Linked DNA regions of Homo sapiens: region 2 is linked to region 1. A link is a loop called in an ENCODE intact Hi-C map of the cell type or tissue named here. Cell type or tissue: Calu3. All regions are shown on one strand. Links, peaks and the distances in the headings refer to the core of each region. The heading gives the core; the rest is flanking DNA. Region 1 overlaps BTRC (beta-transducin repeat containing E3 ubiquitin protein ligase). Region 2 holds the start of LBX1 (ladybird homeobox 1).

Evidence for each region. A loop is a pair of places that touch in the nucleus more often than their neighbours do. Peaks named below come from ENCODE experiments on the same cell type or tissue, not always from the same donor. Only the 100,000 strongest peaks of a DNase experiment are listed, where the experiment ranks them.
Region 2: it touches region 1 in a loop (7-fold over the local background); 31 of 110 quality-filtered maps call a loop at or near these places.

The regions. Positions count from the first base shown.
Region 1 is chr10:101,553,418-101,563,240 of GRCh38, reverse strand. BTRC (beta-transducin repeat containing E3 ubiquitin protein ligase) reads right to left here. Exons shown (of 15, transcript NM_033637.4): 15 at 5,928-9,823. Among named protein-coding and RNA genes, the nearest start is that of POLL, 30 kb to the left of the region's middle. RefSeq lists an enhancer at 1,540-2,040. In Calu3, for the core only: no CTCF peak of the experiment used is centred there; no DNase peak of the experiment used is centred there.
Region 2 is chr10:101,221,968-101,231,790 of GRCh38, reverse strand. It overlaps LBX1 (ladybird homeobox 1), which reads left to right and starts at 2,328. Exons shown (of 2, transcript NM_006562.5): 1 at 2,328-3,300; 2 at 4,001-4,797. The coding sequence starts at 2,976. The coding sequence ends at 4,521. LBX1-AS1 (LBX1 antisense RNA 1) reads right to left here and starts at 2,197. Exons shown (of 3, transcript NR_029380.1): 1 at 1,977-2,197. LOC124902491 (a long non-coding RNA gene) reads right to left here and starts at 9,439. Exons shown (of 2, transcript XR_007062267.1): 1 at 9,307-9,439; 2 at 7,599-9,073. RefSeq lists enhancers at 5,176-5,677, 8,452-9,101. In Calu3, for the core only: no CTCF peak of the experiment used is centred there; no DNase peak of the experiment used is centred there.

The DNA of each region.
Region 1 (9,823 bases), core at 784-8,783:
AGTAGAAAGGGCAGAGGGCACAACCCATCTGCATCCCCTCCTGCCAGCTACCCTTCCTGAAGCCACTTGTGCTAGCCTGCCCTGCTGTCTCCAAGGCCAGTACCTTAAAGGTACTACAACGACCATGTATCCATAAACACTGACACAAAAGAGATGCAGTCCATGGGCTCCATGTCCCTGCTGGCATTCAAAGCTGTCTCTCCAACACCCTTCCCTCTGTGCCAGGCTGGAACTCCTGGACTCAAGCGACCCGTTCTCCTGGGTCCTCCCAACATGCTGGGATTGCAAGCATGAGCCACTGCGCCTGGACCCCTGATGATTGTTTTTTTTTTTTTTTTCCAAAGAGTCTCACTCTGTTGCCCAGGCTGGAGTGCAGTGGCATGATCTCGGCTCACGGAAACTTCCTACTCCCGGGTTCAAGAGATTCTCCTGCCTCAGCCTCCCAGGTAGCTGGGATTACAGGCGCATGCTACCACGCCCGGCTAATTTTTTGTATTTTTAGTAGACCATGTTGGCTAGGCTGGTCTTGAACTCCTGACCTCAGGTGATCTGTGCTCCCAAAGTGTTGGGATTACAGGCGTGAGCCACTGTGCCCCGGCCTCTGAGCACTTCTAATCCATTCACCTCTCCCAGTGTACTCATGACCATCCTATGAAGAAGATATTATCCCTATATCCCCATGGCAGCCTCCCTCACCAGGGCCCTGCCCTGACCAGATCATGCCCACGCTGGGAGGAGCTTCCTCAGCTTCTGAAAGGAGGCCCCCGCCGCAATTCCTATCAACAAGTATGTCCTGTGCAACTACTGTGCACCCAATCCTACGCCACCCTTGTCACAGCCCTGCCACCCCCGCCTCCCATTCTGTGCCCAACAAAGCTTGCAGTTGTTGAGGTCTTTTTCACACCAAGGTGTGAGGTCCCTCTCCCAGCTCCTTGTGGCCTCAGCTGCCCTGCACCCCCCTTCCTTTGTGGCTCCCACCTTGGCCTGCTCTGTTCACTTGGCATGCAGTGTTGCAGTGAAAATCCAGGCAGCCATCTCTTGTGGGGGAGTTCTGTTCTCATCCCCCTCTTATAAATGAGGGAACACTTAGAGGTTAGGGGACACACCCAGGTCATACAGCCAGGAGCATGCCACTTGGGGCTTTAACCCAGATTAGGGTTCTCACCTCCACAAGCCTCCTGGGCCTCCATGGCCTGTCCCGGCCCCTCTGCTTACCATAGGCCCCAACCAGCCCATGATCTCCAAACAGGTGCATGGATTTCCTCTCACTGATGGATCCATTTGCTCATGGAGTCACCAAACATCCACCACCTGCAGCTTTGGGCCTGGGCACATGGCCTGGGTGCGCATAGGCATGTGGGGGAAGGGAGGCCTCGCCTTGGTCAGAGACCCCATTTCATTCACAGGGGAGCTTGGAGTTAAGGCTGCCCACTCACCCTCCAGCTTGTGAACTGCAAGCCTTTCTTTCTGCACCTGTCAGCTCCTGTGATGAGGAGCGTGTGGCCCAGGGACGAGTCTGGGCGTGGTGATGTGGCATGTGTGTGGTGGGTGGGAGTGAGGCAATGTCAGGCTACCCCCCCGGCCTGGCCAGTTTGGACCAAGGAGACATCTGGTGGCTGTGAGATCTGCAGCCTTGCTGCAGGGAGCCCTGGGTGAAGGTATCAGGATCTGTCGAGTCCCTTGGGAGCCCCCGGAGGCCCAGAAGAACATCATCACCCTTGGGGGAGAGCTCACGGCTGCTTCTAGGCCTCAGGGCCTGGGACTCGATGGGAGAAGAGCCTGTGCTCATGTATCCTTCCCAGCCCCAAAGCTGGGGGAGAGCTGACCTGGAGGGTGCTGGACAGGGAGGATGGCAACCAGGAGGACCCATTCATCATTGTTGGTGAACAATGAGCCGTCACCACCCTAATTAAAGATGTAATTACAGCAAATACATTCTGGGCTGCGAATGAGTGACGGATGGCAGGAAGGCACCTTGTGGCCCACAGCCAGGAGACGCTGCTCCCCTAACGCTCCCCTCTCCAAGCTGGGGAACCCTTCCCTCAGCATCCCTCCAAGCAGATTATAGGGTGCCCTGGTGCCTCCAGAGAGGAAGGACTGAGGTTGGAGCTGGGGGCTGGTCAGGGGCTGGGGTCTGGGGCCTGGCTGGAGAAATGAGTGGGAAGGAGGCTGTGCAGCTGGGGTGAGAGGGCCTGGGCTGATGCCTGGGTCTCAGCCAGGAAGAAGTGGGTGTTTCTGTGTGAGCATAAGAGAGCACTAGGTGGGATTTCAAGGCACTCATGCGTGGGGGTAACTGGGCCCTTGCCAAGGCCTGGGTGGGGGTGTCTAAGAGCCAGACCTAGAGGACTCAGCCTGTGGACCAGTAACCACAGCAAGGCTCTGGTGTGCCATACTGGCTTTTTGTTCTGGTCTAGGCTTCAGAGACTCTCCTGAAGGCTGATTTGTCCTTAGCTGGGGGTCAGGATACAGGGCAAGGGTCTGGCCACCTGGAGGGAGGAGAGATGGGCTCCTGTGGCCGACCTGGCTTCTGCTGCTCTCCCCTTCAGCAGGGCAGGCCTTCAGCCACCCCTTGCTCCACAGCTCCAGCCTGGGACCACATCTGAAGTTGCAGGCATTGGTTGTCCTTGGGAGGCCTGGGGCTTGGGACACCTCTTCCTCCCCTGAGGATTCCAAGGCCTGTTTGCCCTGGGGCCCCCACCCCCACTTACCCTCAGGGGACAGGAAACACTGAGCACAGGGTCAGGTCACTCTGAGGCCAGCCTGCACTGTGAACCACTCCAGGGCCAAGACATGAAAACCTGCCCCTTGGGAGCTTGGTGGCCTCAGCCTCTTAGCCCTACCTGCTGTGGTGGCCCCTGGCCAGGTCCTTTGGGGTGTGTGGGCCAACCCCACTGGGGAAAGGGATGGGTGGGGAATGGTGGGAGCCCAGGCAGGCAGGCAGAGGGGCGGGAGGAAGGCCCCTGACAGCAGGACAAATGCTTGTAATTTTATAACCAATCGCAGTGTGTCCATGGGGGGCCGTTTGTGCCTCCACTCAGGACCAATCAGCCTGACAGAGCTATGAGTCCGCCTGAGTGAATGTGAGCAGCTCCCCCAACTACTTACTGCAATCTCATTACCCGGCCAACTCAAGACTGGCCAGAGCTGTGGGGCTGCAGGGAAGGGGGAGCCACCCAATCCAAGCAGAGCCAGGCCAGAGCCAGGGTGGGCCTGGGACCAAGAGGGCAAGGTGGGCAGGCCTTGTAGACCCAGCAGCTCAGAGGAAGGGGGAGGAAGGAGTTGGAGTCTCAGGAAACAACAAACAGTAAACACTGACTGGGTGCGGAGCATTTAGGATCCAGAGAGAGCCTAAGCCCCTGCCCTCAAGGGGCTTGCAATCTCCTCAGGGCAGATGGAAGATTACAGATAGATGGGCCCTGGGGAAAGGGCGGCTTAAGATGGAAGTGTTCAAAGTACAAAAAGGAGGCTGAAGGCAAGGAGACGGACAGCGTTCTAGAGCCAGGCTGGTACTGGGCAAGGGGCTGGAAGGCAAGAGTAGGTGAGACAGGGAAGGGGAACCAGAGACAGCTCGTGAGTGCATGTAGAGCCCGGGCAGAGAGAGACAGGGGCTGGGGAGAGAGAAATGCCCACCCACGGGAGGGAGAAGGGGGTGGCCAGGGGAGGGTTGGGCTGGCTGGTGGTGGATATTAAAGAATGGCCTTGCTGGATCTGGATATCTGGCTCTGGGGATGGCTATGTGCCCATTAGTCTCTCTAATTGTCAAAAATCTAATTTAGTGTCTGGAGCCCGGGCCGGCCTCGGGTTAAGTGGAGGGAGGCAGGCCTAGTCATAAATCTGCCCTCACGGCCGGTGCTAATTCTGCAGTTAACTGAGGGGTGAGGTGGGCACAAGATGGGACAGGCAGGGCTCTGGAGAGGGGGTGTCCCTGCATGCCAACCCCCACGTGCTAGGTCATAGCCAGGCTCTCCTCTCTTGCAGGGGGCTCATTCGGACCGTCCAGGGGAAGCGCCTCACATTCGACATGAGCTCAGGGACAGGAGTCGCTCAAGGGTCTGCATGGCCGGGATTGTAAAACTGTCAGCCCCCTCTCCTCCAGGACCCATTCAGGGTCTACGTGGGCTGTGCTCTTGTTAAACGACCAGGGACTGTCCCTCACGGGTGGGAAGGGCACATTTCCTCCATGAAATCATGAGTGTTTGTTGAGGAAAGGAGCATGAGGATTCACACTATGTGAACAAGTGACTGGTTATCCAGTGACTGCTAGGGATGGCCCCAATGATGAGGACCAGGTGACATTCACCTGAGCTGCTTGGGGAGTCATGCCCCATTCCTTAGTGGGGAGAGCACACTCCCCATTGGGCTGCCCAGCCTCTCCTTCCCTGGGCCCGGGTTCATGAGGTGCCTGGGGGTCTGGCCAGCCCCTGAGGACCGCATGCAGCCTGAGGTGGTGCTGGTGGTGGTGGGGGGTTCCAGCTTGGGTTTGGTAATCACCTTGCTCCCCTCAGAGTTGCTAATTGAAAGCAAGGGGTGTTGTAGGCGCAGCAGGAGAGGGTGGGGACTGAGAGCTTCCCTGAGAGGCTCTGCTTCCATGGGGGGACGAAAACAATTTCTCCAGGCTTCACCTCCGTCTCACCAGGCACCCACTTGGCCTCTCCTGCTGCTAACGAAGTGCCTTTAATTAGCAGCCTAATAAAGTGCTCTTAATTGGCAAGAGCCAATCAGGAAGAAGAGAGATCTCCTCCCCTTAGTCATTGCTGATGGTGGCACAGCTATAGGTTTAAAGCAGGGAGGGATTCCTGGCCCAGCCTGGGAGTAGGAAACCACGGCTATAGGGTTGAGACTTGCCAGGGCAGGCCCTAGACCACACCCTTCCTGGGGAAGAGATCTGACACAGTTTGAGGGTGAGGTCCACAAACTCTTAGGCTCAGCCTCTGCTCAGGAGCCCAGCTGGTGAGGAATATTAACTGAGCAGATACCAGTGGCCCCACAGTGGTTCCTCTGACACCTCCCTCCCTTCCTTCTCTCTCTTGGGTGCTGCCTGCCCTTAGTTGTTAGGGAGGATTCTTCAGTGTAGTTTTGGGCAATGTGGGTCCCTTTTCTTTCTCCTCAGTTTCCTCATCTGCCAAGGGTTGGGTGGACCTGATGCTCTGACATTCTTCCAGCTCTAGTAGGGAGGGTTCTGCACAGCGGCCCTGATATTGACCACAGTCTGAGATTGCTCATGGCCAGTGGTCAGTCCAGACAAGACAATGAGACTACAAGGCTGATGGAAGCCAGAGAGCCTTGGTCATGTGGAAGGGTTATTAATACAAAAAGCCCATAGATCTAAAAGAAGGATGGGTCAATTTTGACAAGGATCCTGTTTGTGACACTAGAGAGGGGAGGGGTACAGGGCCAACGGGGAGAGATAGTCCCATTCGGCCACTGCCTGCAACCTTGTACCTCTCCAGGTTTGGCTGAAGGAGGGAAGGGGGGTTTCACTCAAGAACTGCAATGTCATATCCCAGATAGTCAAGGGTGCCTTCATTCTTACAGCTTGTTGGAGCCCCTCTGGAAATTGCTCCCAGATGTGAGCTTGCTTGCCTATAAACTGATCAAATGGGATGTAGGGGAAACTCAAGTCTTTTCACAGCTGAGGGGCAGAGAAAAATGTAAATTCTGCATTCAGGTTGGGCTGTGGTTGGCTAAGGTGACCAATGCACAAATGAGACATGACTTTGGCTTCAATTTAACTCAACATGGAACAGTAGGCGTAAGCCAGGGACCCCACACTCATCCACAGCATCCAGCCCTGCTTTCTCTCAATCTTGTTTTCTCATGTCAGATTATCTGCAAAGGTATTCTATCTCTGCACTCCCTCAGTCTGTATACTGAAAAGTGTACTGCCCTTCTGGATGCTGGGGCAAGGAGACAAGACGCTTAGAAAATTCACTTTAATCTTATATTTGTAATTTACTTTTTTTCTGAACAGTTAAAAAAAACCCAAAACACACTCCATTATCATGATCCTAGGTTGTGAACATATTGGTACACTGACTACACATCACCATAACATAATCACAAAAGTCAAAGCAGTCAGTACTTAAGAGTCTAGAGAACAAAGAGGTGAACCAGCTGAAAGCTCTCGGGGAAGCTTACATGTGTTGTTAGGCCTGTCCCATCATTGGAGTGCACTGGCCATCCCTCAGATTTGTCTGGGCTGGCCTGAGTGGTCACCGCTTTGAGAAAGCTGTTAGTTTCCTTGGTGCCCAGAGGGCTAACACCCTAGTTGGCCTTTTCCTTCAGTGTCCAAGAAGGGGAAGGGTTAGGAGGGGAGGTAACACTTTAAAATACGACTTAACTGCACTGATCCTTAATAAAACACACAACCAATCAGGAGCTAAGAGCGCCAGCTGTGCTGGTTGGAAAGCACATATTTTAGATGTCATCTGCCTCCAGGACATTTTAGATCACAGGTACTCAACTTCCAACAGAAGGAGCTTCTAAAGATCAATGCATTAAGTTCCACCTGAAACCAGGCAGCCATCATCATGCTCTTTTGATTTCTCTCTTCAGCTCCAAGGATTCTGACACCACAGATGAGCTAAAGAAGCGAAACTGTTTTATTCCCCTAAGAAATGGCTCTCTTTCCGATACTATGTTGACACTGTGGTTAAAGGAGGTCTGGTCTGTTGGTGAACAACTGTGTGGAGGAAGACCAGGGAGGCTGCACCCTAAGCCTCCGGGCTGCACTAATCTGGGTTGGACTGCTCTGCTACAGACTGGAGGGTGTTGCCATCTAAGGCAAAAGGGAGATGCTGAGAAGGTCAACAGTACCAAGGTATCTAGTCCAATTATGGGAAAGAAAAAAATTGCCCTGATTATTTCCAGTATTCCCCACCCCTCCCACCTTTGTTTCCCCACACAATCAAGTGCTAAGTAAGGAGTAGACCAACTACAGCTGTTCAGACCAATGGTACCAGGAGCCGGCAAGGGAAGAGTGCATTTTTTTTTCTCTGTAGCTTTAGACTGTACAGAAGAAAAATAAAAAAGGATTGTTCTTACTCAAGCAAAAAAACCAGAATGATGTAGGGGTCTCACAGACTTTTCTAGTTCGGAAACAAGTTATGAGGGCCAGACTTTTATTACTTGTCAATAGAGATCCAAAAAGAGTCCCTGTCTCTGAAGTTAGGAGACACCAGAAAGAATTTTGCCAAGGGACATGTACAAATGGCCTTCCATCCATGATTCACATCCTTTCAAATTGCACACCAAGTTAAAGGATGTTCTCAGCAGTGAAATACACACACGTGCAGCAAGGCATGCTGGTCTTGTCCAAGTAGCTCCAGTGTGCACCAAAAGGTCACGTGTCTGTACCTCCTCATCTGCCTTTGAAGGGGTTTCAGCCTGTCTTTAAGAAAGGTTTCCTTTAGGCCCTACGTTGGAAAGTAAATTTTAGTGAGAAGAGACTAATCTACAATGGGGACACCTTCAGCTCTGTTTCTACCACTCCTTGGAATGTGCTGAGACTTTGTCTCTCTTTTCGTTTTAAAAAGGTCAAACTTTACATTTATTCTAGCCCAGTTGGGGATTAGTGATAATCAATTCCCACTGAAATCATGCAGAGATGGTAAGTGGGGTTTACCTTCTCTGGAAATGAACTTTTAACTTACCTGATTATTTCTTCTACAACAAACTGGTAAATGACCCCCAGAGCTGAGAAATGTGAACGATTCAAGTTTTTCAGACCACTTAACTTCATTCCCATTTCCATCAGCAGGAGAGAGGACAACTTGGAGAATATCCTCAACTGGGCTAATGGCTCCACATCTGCAGGGGTCGCCCCGATCTCCTTTGTGATGTACTGGACATGTCTCAAAACAGTCTTAGAAACAATATTCCTTCAACTGAACCTAGATTGGAGAGCAAAACCCTGGGCACCAATAAACATTCAACAGCTTCCACTTTGTAATAGCAGCATATGACAGAAAGGCTGGTAAAATTATGGCTATTGGGCAATATTTTGAGACAGCTCGAAACCCATGCCTTTTAAATGTCTGACCTGTGTGTTTTTCAGGGCTGACAGCCCTCTACCTTCATCTATAGCAAAATCCTTACCCAATCAAAAAGCCATTAATAGTCAACACAATAGATGACGAACCCTGATAGTGGCCAAGTAGAAAACATTTCTCTGTAGCATTTGGGTAGCTGGGAAGGGAATTACATTGAGAAAATATTTCTTAGGCTACGATGTATCATTATACTGGGAAATATTTTCTGAATATAACCTTGAACTAAAAGCTTAAAAATACTCATAAAGCAGGAAAGGTAGAATGCATATGCATAAAATGACTCTCAATATGTAGTAACAACATTCAGTGGGTACACCTTGGGAAGAGGATACCTTCTTGCCTGGGGAGACCAGCTGGGTGCACATTAATAGTATTCTGTGTGCTCCCAGGTTGGTGTGGCACAGGTACCCTTGCACCTGAAGCCCACTAGCTTGGCAGCTCACACAGCTGCCTTCCGAGTGACTGGGTTTGCCTGACCCTTGCTGAGGTCCAGCTGTTTATGCTGTTCACCAATCGCCACAGACGCTTTATTGGCTGGGGAGAGTGAAGAGCAAAATAAGGTCAGGAGGAGGAAGAAAAGGCAGTTTTTGCCCCATTAATAAACCCTGTGTGCCAAACTTCACCCTGATCCTCTCTCTTAAGCAGCTTTGCCCTTCTGCAAATACTGGGTGTGGGAGAAGCAGAAGGAAGGTTGTGCAGTGCAAGGTTGACACGGTGAGATCAATATTTGAGAGATGATATTTAACTGGCCAAAACAAAACAAAACAACAAAAAAAACAAAAACAGTGTTTTCTCCTGACCATCTCTCTTAAGCTACCTTGATCACGGTCTTGGCAAAGATACAGGCACCTGGGTATTCACAGGCCCTGATGAGGAAATCGGAGATGGAAACCATTACGCAGAATGCACCAAGCGATTGGCTCTGGCCATTTCAAATCTTTCTGTAGGCTGAGCCTTACCAGTGATTTAAGATGAAGTACAATGCTTTTTATTACACACCCAATTGTTAATGAGAGGAAATGCAATCAGCAACTCCTTTCCACACTCTACATGGAATCAAGGAGACTGCTGAGTCCAGAAAAGATGCAGCCATTGATGGAGCCCAGGAAACTTCTCCCCACCCCCTCTGCCTGCCCCCTACCACCAATCCTCCTCTTGGGTGTGGGGAAGAAAGAGAGAGAAGAGTTGCAAATATGATGAGAGTATCATGTCTGAGAATCCACTGTTGCCACAGGGTCACTTGCAGCAAAGGCCTGGGGCTGAAATCTTCACTGAACAGCATTTAACTCTTCCAAGTGTTGCATTTTCTGGCTGATCTGGCTCATGTGAGAGGAGGACACTCTCTTCGTACACTTTCTTCTCAGGTGAAGCAGACAGAGAAAAAAGGTTGAAGGGGCGTAGGGGAGTAGATGGGAAGAGGAACAGAAACAAAGAGAAGGCAGGCAGGAGGCCCAAATCTTCCAGTGTATACATTCTTGTGTTTTCTTTTTCTTGTCCCAGAGGCTATACAGAGGGAACTCTGTCTCCTCCTAAGCATATTGGGGCTGGGCTGCTCTGGCCAGGTGCTTGGCATTCCTGCAGTTAACAGGGAGACACTGGGCACTGGGCTTGAAGCTGCATCCCCCATACCCTAGAAGTGGGTCTCTCCCAGCAGGCTATACAGGGAAACTAGTTCTTCTGCTTAATGGCAAAGCAAGAGAGATTCTGGCAAAACACTAAATATATTTATAAGTCACCTTTGTCTGGAACCAATGGGAAAAAACTAGGTGCAG
Region 2 (9,823 bases), core at 1,042-9,041, 330 kb after region 1:
TACCAGATGCGATGCAAAGACTGAAGAGGACAGGAAGGGTGTGGAAGTATGGGAGGAACTCTCTCTCTCTCTCTCTCTCTCTTTCTCTCTATTGGGATCCAAGGGTCCTTGTTCCTGGATCTAGAGGGGCCTCCCTGCCTCCCTGCTAGCCTCACTTGCCTGAGGCTCTGGGTCAGGGGGTTGGGGTTATGGCAGGAAAAGGCTGAAATGGGATCCTGAGGGCAGGAAGTGAGAGGACTGACCCCTCTTGGCCCCAGAGCTTCCAAGCCACCCAGATTCAGCTCCCCAACGCCCTCTCCCACCGGTCCGCCTCTGCTGGTCTCTAGGCTCTGACTCCTCTGTTGCTAGGCCCAGCAGCACCTCGTGGCTCCCAGGGCAGCGCAGAAGAGTAGAGACAGGTCTGCCCTGGAGTGGGTCTGCAGCTCTGAGGGAACTGTGATTCCCATTCTCACCAATCCTGCCTCTGAGCATTTGTCTTCCCCCCACTCGCTTACTGCCACCCCGAAAATGCAGGACAAAGATGAGTTAGAGGGTAGGGGTTCTTCCCAACATTCACAGAACTGGGGCACCAAACAAGAACCCTTTCTCCCTACACTGTCCTTTTTACCCCAGAGAGCTGCCAGCCACAATTCCAAACAAACAACTGAAGGTGAGATCATGAAACCTATCTCTGCTGTGCAGAGGCCCCCTACGCTGAGGCATCCAGAGAAAGAACCTGCTTCCCGCCCCGGAGCCCAGCTTAGCTCACTCCCTCTCTGGGGTTAGATATGAGGGGAGAGGGGGCAAGAAATCCTAATCTTCCCATTCCAACCCTTGGCCTGGGCCACAAATCCTCACTTTGGCCTCTCTGGGCCCTTTTCTGGTCCAAGCGGTGCTGCCCAATGCCCAACCTCACCGCCCACCCAGGAGTTTACAAACAAAGCCAGGGCCAGGGCTGTGTGTGTGTGGGAGGGGAACAGCCCTTCTCCCTGGACTCCAACCCCCTCTAGGTCCTCCCCTCCTTTCTCCAAGGGCAGAAATGGAAAATTAGTAAGGAGGCCAGTGGCCCCACATAAACAGAATGGGGTAGCAAGACAGGAAGGCCTGAGGGCACAGCCCTGCTGGAATGCCTCAGGGAAATGAAAGAAATAGCTGAGTTCAAACACACCTATATACCCACAGGTTCACACACATTTACACAAATATACGCATGGAGAAACACACACAAACACACATTCAAAAACACAAACACCTTCAAGTAACAATGCACACAACATGTTCTCCCGATATTCACAGATCCCGGGCCCTAAGGTCTTTAGCCCCAGCCTAACTGGAAGCCTGGCCTCCCTGCGAGTTCCTGAGAGCAAAGCCCCAGCCGCGGCCTGGCTCCCGCCGGGCCCCCGCCCCGCATCCGGAACAGCTGGAGTCGGCCTGGCCATGCACTCAAGCCGGGCGCTGGGCTAGGCGGGGCCGGCAGCGGGGCCCCGGCCGGGGCCCGGGCGGAGCGCAGCAGGGAGGCACGGAGCCGGCCCCGTTAGCCCCGGCACCTGGCCTGGCTACTCTTCAGACGCCCATCATCAGGCCGTTGGTGGCCCCAGCCAGCCTGGGGAGCGGCTGCCGGAGGAAAGTGAGCAAGATTGCCGGAGGAGGTAGGGCGGCCGCTTCGGAATCAGGCCGGGGAGAGGCGTCCAGAGCCGCCAACAATTCCCTCCTCCGCCTCTCCGCGTGGAGAAGGCTGAGCTCTCCGACTAGCCCCCTCCCCCAACCCCTGGGGTCCTCCACCCCCTTCCCGCGTCGCCCACCCAAGGCTGCGCAGCCGGCTCTGACCTCCTGCGGGCCAGCGCAGGAGGGCTTCAGATTCCCTCTCCCCAGGCGCGTCGCCCAGGCAGTGGGGTGAGGGGCAAGAGGGTCAGAGGTAGAGGCGCTGGGCTCTTGATCTCAGCTCCGCAAAGTCCACTCTGGGTGGCAGCGGGGCCCACCCGGGCTCCTGGTCCTACCTGGCCCGAGCGGCGGCCGCGTCCCTCCCGGGCTGGGGTTCCCACCACTCTTTCGGGCTCCACATCCCGGGTCGGAGAGACCGAGACCTTCGGGCCGGTGCGGTCATTGCAGCTAGGCCGGCGGGAGGCGGGTGCGCCAGGAGCGCGGCTCGCAGTTTGGGGTGGGGGCGGTGGCTTTTCAGTCGCCCGAGGTTCGGGTGCAATAAAGGAGCAGCTAATGTAATTTACAAACAGCTCGGGCCGAACGCAGCGCAGCGCCCGGACTGACAGGCGCATTAGGCAGGCTAATTCCAGCCGGCTCCTCCTACCCCCGGCCCGCTAATTAATGAGCTTCCCAACTTACAGCCGCCTGCATTGGACAGACAGAGAGTGAAAGAGAGGGCGAGGGAGAGGGAGAGAAGGAGAGAGAAGGGGGGAGCAGAGAAGAGAGAAGAGAGAGGGAGGGAGGGAGAGCGAGAACAGGAGGAGAGAACAGAGGCAAAGAAGAGAGGAAAAAGGGAGAAAGGAGAGAGAAAGAGAAAGAAGTGCCGCTGCAGATAATTGATTACACCGCGATCAAGGCTAACTTGTTAGCAATAGTCAATTGCCCCGTCTCTCCGCCTCCCTCGCAGTCCGGGATCGGCGCCCTCGCCTCGGCTCTTCCAACTGCGGCCGCCAGGACCCGGGGCCAGGAGCCACTGCCGAGCCACCTGACACCTTTAAATAGCACCGGGGTTGGCGAAACTGGAGCCCCGCGCAGCGCGCCCCGGCTCCGGCCCCGGATTGCTGGAAGCCCCAGCAGCAGCGGCGCCCGCGTCAGCGCCCTCTTCCCGGGGCCCCGCGCTGTTCTCCCCTCCTCAGCCGCCGCGCTAATCGGCCCCGCGCCCGGCCCGCGCCCTGCCCAGTGCGGCCTCCTTTCCACCCGCCGCTGCCTGCCCGCGCCGTCCGGCGCCCGAGCTGCCCGCGGGCTGGGTCCCCGCGGCCCGAGCCGCCCCGGCCGGGACCCCGAACAAGGCCGAGATGACTTCCAAGGAGGACGGCAAGGCGGCGCCGGGGGAGGAGCGGCGGCGCAGCCCGCTGGACCACCTGCCTCCGCCTGCCAACTCCAACAAGCCACTGACGCCGTTCAGCATCGAGGACATCCTCAACAAGCCGTCTGTGCGGAGAAGTTACTCGCTGTGCGGGGCGGCGCACCTGCTGGCCGCCGCGGACAAGCACGCGCAGGGCGGCTTGCCCCTGGCGGGCCGCGCGCTGCTCTCGCAGACCTCGCCGCTGTGCGCGCTGGAGGAGCTCGCCAGCAAGACGTTTAAGGGGCTGGAGGTCAGCGTTCTGCAGGCAGCCGAAGGTAGGCGCAGCTGCTGGGTTCCCCTGCACCCAGCGCCTCGCGCCCTGTGCCCTGCGCGCTTCGTCCCCTATGCCTCTGCTCGCCTCTGCCCTCTCCGGCCGCCAGGGCCTTCCAGCCTGAGCAGCTGCTTATGGGAGTGAAGATATGTGGGACGGGACCCAATCCTTATTTCCCAGGGACCTCTGGGTAGGCCAGAGCTGGGGGGTGGCAGGAGAAGGGTGGCCAAGCTCTTTCCGCAGTCTGCTTGCTTTGCCGGGCTCCCTTGCGTTCCCAGTGTCCTGGGCGCTCTTAGCCCGGCTACTCGGCGTGGGGAATCGAGAGTCTTTTGCCGGGGACCTTATGGGTAGGGTAGAGTTGAAGTGATTGGGAAGGGATGGAGAACCAACATTCACACCGCAATTAGGGTGTCTCTGTCTGGCTTTCTCATACCCTTAGAGACTTTGGGTCTTTCAAACCAACTCTTAGGTAGGGGGCAGAGACCAAAACAATTTTTCCTAGGGACTTCTGGGAGACCAAAGACAGGAGATGGTTTGCCATAGCCAAGACTTGCCCTGGTCCTGGAGGCTGAATTAAATCTGAGAAGGGAACATTGGTAGACTGCAGGCCGGACAGGCCTGGGTGGGTTACGGAGTTACGGGGGCGAGAGCCAGGGTGGGCTTCCTCTCTCCCAACGCGAGCCTACACTGTCCTTTCCTCCCAGGCCGCGACGGTATGACCATCTTTGGGCAGCGGCAGACCCCTAAGAAGCGGCGAAAGTCGCGCACGGCCTTCACCAACCACCAGATCTATGAATTGGAAAAGCGCTTTCTATACCAGAAGTACCTGTCCCCCGCCGATCGCGACCAAATCGCGCAGCAGCTGGGCCTCACCAACGCGCAAGTCATCACCTGGTTCCAGAATCGGCGCGCTAAGCTCAAGCGGGACCTGGAGGAGATGAAGGCCGACGTAGAGTCCGCCAAGAAACTGGGCCCCAGCGGGCAGATGGACATCGTGGCGCTGGCCGAACTCGAGCAGAACTCGGAGGCCACAGCCGGCGGTGGCGGCGGCTGCGGCAGGGCCAAGTCGAGGCCCGGCTCTCCGGTCCTCCCCCCAGGCGCCCCGAAGGCCCCGGGCGCTGGCGCCCTGCAGCTCTCGCCTGCCTCTCCGCTCACGGACCAGCCGGCCAGCAGCCAGGACTGCTCGGAGGACGAGGAAGACGAAGAGATCGACGTGGACGATTGAGCGGCGCCCCGGGTCTTCCGCCGCCCTGGGCTCCTAGCGCTCGAAAGCCCAACGCCTCCCGGACCGGACCGCCGAGGGGAGCTGGGACCTCCTCTGCCAACTCCCGCCTCCTCCCCTGTCCCCGGCCCCGGACTCGGCTCCTGGCAGCCGCCTCTTCCCTCTCGAAGCAATAAACCCAGGCTGGCCGGCCGGGCCGGCCGCCACCAGCGGCCTCCGCCGCCCCGGAAGCCCTCGCCGTGCAATTCTGTATGGCTTCTATATAAATATTTAAACCTATATAGCGGGTTCTTCCCACCGCAGCCTGATTTTTCCTTTCTTTTATTATTATTTTTTAAATCTCGGAGATTTCGATGTTTTCAAAGCTCTCGGGCTGCCGGGTTTGCTGAGGGCGAGACAGAAACCAGGGCGGGGAACACTAACCCTGCGGTCTAGGGGAGTGGCAGCTCCGGCTGTTTTGATTTTTCTCTGCATGTGGCGAATGCACCGGCCCGCTCCTTCCTCGCCTCCCTCGGCCTTATTGCAGTTGACTTCTATTTCCTCGGGCCTTTTTTCCTCATGTGGGAGGGGAAGAGGTGGGCAGTCAGGTCCTGACTTGCAAGTTTCAAAATCGATCTTTCCTCCCCACCCTCTGAGAGAAAAGTCTGTTTTCGATGCCATTTCTGCCTCCTAATGCCCACTAATGCTGTTTTTAAGATTCCTCCCTCCCTCCCGCATTTCCTCGGACTGACTGTTGGAGTCCGGCTCTTAGGGACAATGCAGGGGGAAATCCAACCAACCAACTATCGAAAACAGAACCCAAAGCCCTATAATTATTTTGTACTCTTTTTAGAATTTTTTTGCATGTGACAGAGACAGAGAGGAGGCCGACCCAAGCCCTCACCTCACCTCCTCCACAGCTCTGGGTCTCTCTTGCCACTTCGAACACCCCACTCCTACCCGACTTGGCCAGAGGAGGGTGGCTGGATGTGAGTGGGCTGCGAGTGCCCCTTCCCTGCTCCTCCCTTCCCCTCTCCTCCCTAGACTGTACCCAAGGCCTCTTTCTCCAATAAATAAAGTCTTTGCCATTTTACTAGAACCGGCGGCGACCGTGTCTGAGTGGTGGGCCCGTTTCCGAGAAGCAGCGGCAGGCTGGGCTTCTTGCCGCTCTTCGTGCCGGTCGCCCTAGCCTTGGAGATTTGGGGGGGATTTTCAGGACAGGCTTAAGAGTGAAGGGCGAGGGGGAAGCAGCAGGAGGAGGCGCCTCTTGCCCATAAACCTGAGGCAGCTGCTAAATCGGGAGAGAAGCGGGCTTCGCCAGGTCGGGGTAAAAAACGAGCCGTGAAATGCTGGGAGAAAATGCCTGTGTATGTGGGGGCACACCACAGTACAACATTAATTTGTGTTGAACAAAGGGTGGGAGGGGGTCTTGCCCTGCATTTCCTGCATCCCACCCCAGACCCAAGGGCATTCTCCCTGCACTCCCCGAAAACAGGGCTGAGCCCCGGGAGCGCTGCAGGTATCACTCAGTCAGACGCGGGGTGGAGCCTTGGGTTCCCAAGTTTCGATTCTAGCCCCGAGGGCCTCATCCTTGGGGAGTCGGGGGCCAAAGGCTAAAGGCATCAAGGCCAGGCTGAATTTCAATGTGGGCACCTGGAACTGTAAGCCCAAGCGTCTGGGAGCTGGTGTGAATTTCTGGCAACATTAACCAATTCTGCCTCCACACCCCGGCACACCGCTGGGGGCAGAGGTATGGATCTTGCAAGGACTCTCTCGGGTCTGCGGCGCCCCAAGGCCGGCTGGGGCGGGGGCTGAGGCCGCTTTCACTTTCCTGGACAGAGCGGGTTTCTCTCCGGGCTTTTGTTGTCGCTGGGCTGGCGAGTAGCCGCTGTCACCGGAGTGGGGTCCCGCCTCCGGGCCGCTGGGCTCTCTTTCTCCGCAAAATTGATGTGAGAAATGCGCATCTGGTCTCGGGCGGCGATGGGGCCCCCGGGCCCGAGCCAGGAACGTGCGTGTCCAGGAGGAAACGAAGAGACAGAGAGAAACAGGAAAAAAAAATAGGAGCACAGAAAGACACTCCAAAAGCAGAGAGAGAAAGCGGAGAGCCACAGAGACAGGACGGAGAAAAAGAGGAAAAAGAGAGAGAAACAGAGAAACGGAGAAAGGGAGACAGAGACAGAGGGAGAAAAAAAGAATGGGAAGAGAGGAGAAGAGAGAGAAGGAGCAGAGAAGGAAGGAGACGGCAGGGCAGCGGGGCAGGCGTGCGGCTGGTTCCTCCCGGGCGACAAAAATTGCCCTCTCTTAGGATGGATGGGTCTGTAATTCGGAGCGCGGACCATGAAGGCCGGGACGAATGGGCCTGGGCGGCCGCTGACAGGCGACAATAGCCGGGCCCAGCCCCCCGCGGCTCCCGGTGCGGGCACGGCCGCGGCCCTCCGCAGCCCAGAGCGCGCCGGCGCTGGCGACCATATGGTTTTTGAATTTTCTTCACAATTTGTAGACAATTTGATGGATTAGGTCCCCGCGCGCGCCTCCTCGGCACAAAGGCGGCGCAGGGACCACGGCGGGTCGGTCACCCGGGCATCTGCGCCCGCCGTGCGCACCCCCCCACTCGGCCCCCGCCCCGCGCCCGAAGCCCCAGGCCGCCCGCCCAACACGCTCATGAATCCCAATGAAGCGGCCCTGGCACCTCCGGCCGCTCTCTGCTTCGCGGCCCTGGGCCTGGCCCCGCTGGGTCCCTTTGGGCTGGGGGCGGCGGCCCCAGGGCTGAGCCCACCCGAGCTGCGGCGCCCGCGGGGCGCGCAGCTAAGCAGGCGCGTCGGGGCTGAGGAGAAACGGGGCCATTTATCCGCCCGTCTAGTTAAAGCGGGTTATTTGTTTGCTTCTCCGGCCTGCCCCCTCCCCTCCCTTCCCCCTCTCTCCTCCCCCGCCCTTCCCCTTCTGCCTTTTATTCTTTTGTCTCTAAATGGATTTAATGAGCCTGAAAAACATGACAATTGAATATAACCAAGAAATAAAAAATAACGAGGGAGGAAGGAAGGAGGAAAAGAAAGAATGAAAGAAGGAAGGGGAAGGATTAATAAAATAAGGAGAAAACGCAATTCAATTCAGCAAATGTTTATTGCGCGTCTTTTCTGCGCCAGGCCGCGCAGGGGGGCTGGGAAAATGGAAACGAATCAGATTCGGTTCCTGCCCTCAAGGAGCTCCTAGTCTAGTGGGCAAGACTCGCAGCACCCCCAGCGCTAGTAGAAGCGGACCGAGGGACAGGGCCGTGCCAGTTGCAAAACACTGAGAGGCAGCTACCAGGGTGTTGGCGGCTTCACAGAGGAGGTGGCTTGGGACCCGGGCCTTGAAAGGCGAAAAGTAGTTCGTTGTTTCCATAGGCCAGAGAAGAGAGCCAGTGGAAGGAAGGACCAGAGCTGCGGCGGGGGGAAGGGGTAACGAAGTGTACGTGAGAGCCTCGGCTGAACCCGAGCTAAGGAGGCCACGCGAGAGCGCCCTGCGCGCTCGGTCCCGCACAATGTGGGAAGTGGATTCGAGCCTCTCCGCAGTGTCCTCTGCTCTGAGGAATTCGCTGCCTCCATCAGGTTCCGGGTGGGCTTCCGGAGCCCAGCCGACAGCTCTGTTGAGGCCGCGGACTAGCACTGGACTCTGCCTGGACTAGCACCCGACTCTGCCTGGACTAGCACCCGGGCTTGGGGCTTATCTCTAGGTCCCATTGCGCAGGGAGGCGGCGAGGAAGTCAGCAGCTCTGGGCAAAAGCTGAGGGGCTTGGCTGTAGGCGGAGGCGAGGATCTGGGATCCAGGGAGGCCTGGGCTCTAAGCCCACTCTCTCTTTAGCTCCCCCAGTTCTGAAGAAGTCTGCTACCTGCGCGCGGCCCGGGGACCTCGGATGGTCTTGGCTGTGCCTCAGGCGCTGCCGCTGGGACCGGCGATGTGAGAGAGCCTCAAATCCCAAGTTCGGGCCCGAGGCCTCTTAGCTCACGCCTGCCGGGCCTGTCTCGGGATACTGCAAACAGCAGTGGTGTGTTCGCCCAAGTGTAGGCTCCAAGGGAGCGGGGCTTGTGTATTGCGTGTCTGTTTCTTCTCCTGGTCTGAGTGTACGAGGGAGCTTGGCCTGGGTTGTGTGAGGGGCTGTGGGCCCTACGCCCATTCTTCTGGCGTAGTTCGTTAAGGCTTGGTATCCTGTGGGCTGCCTGCCCTTCGGGCCTGAGTTCCATCACCTCCTAGAGCCCTTTGCCCATCTGTTCCCCCAGGACTCTGGGCTCTCTACGGACCCACTTTCGGTTCCGGGCTGGCCAGGAGAGGCGGCTCGGCTTTGTCTCTCCCTTCCCCGTTGTGTCCCGGGGCTCGACGGGGCTTGCCAAGTCCCGGGACGCGGGTAGTTTCTGCTCTCCAGTCTAGGAACCCCTCCGCGCGCGGACGGCCGATCCCGCTTGTTCGGCTTCCCCTCGCTCCGCCTTTCCCGGCTTGGTGGCCTGGCGAGCGGCGCGGGGTGAGGCAGAGAGGCGCAGTTCCCTATTTTACGAGGTGTCGGGCCGGTGTCAGACGCAGCTCCGATAAGTAATACTCCAGTCTGAGGGACCAGAACGTGGTAATTAATCCCAAAGACTTAAGTGTATTTTAGTTCAGGAGAAAAAAAATCACTAATTCAATCGTCCGGAAAATTGAAGTTTGATGCATGAGTCCCCCCTGAAAGGGACGAGCTGGGGCCGCGCGCCTACCCTCCGCCCCTTCCCGTCGCCGCGGGGACCCCCCCCCCCACCTCTCCATCCCTCTGAGCCGCCAAGTCCGGGGAAGTCCACTCACCCTGCCCTGGCTTTTCCAGTCACCTGAACCCGGAGGCACCTGGGCTTGGCTTCCCACCGGCAACAACTAGCCCCTCTTGGAGCGCAGAAAGTGATTTGTGGGGACAATACATATGCTCCCCAAACACATGCATCTGAGAGGGCACCACAGAAAGCCCGGGGATATAGAGAGGGCAGCCAGATAAGGGGGCAGGTTAGTAAGGTCAGGGGCTACAAAGCATGTGGAAGAAGGGACAGAGAATCTGAATGGGCTGGAGTCACAGGGGTCAGCGAGTAGGAGGCTGCTGTTGTAAAGTGAAGTACATGTGGCTTTGAAGTGGGTGGGAATGGAGGGGAGTAGAACTGGTTGTGCTGGGTAGTGGTGGTTAGGCTGTAGGTGTGCAAAGGGGTGTGTGGGAACTGGCTGCATCCCTGGACTGTACATGTGCGGAGTGGAGGTCCCTGGCAGACACTGACAGGTCTTGGAGAGCCTAGAATCTGACTCCCGGGTGTGTCCACAGGCCACATCTCCTAGAGAA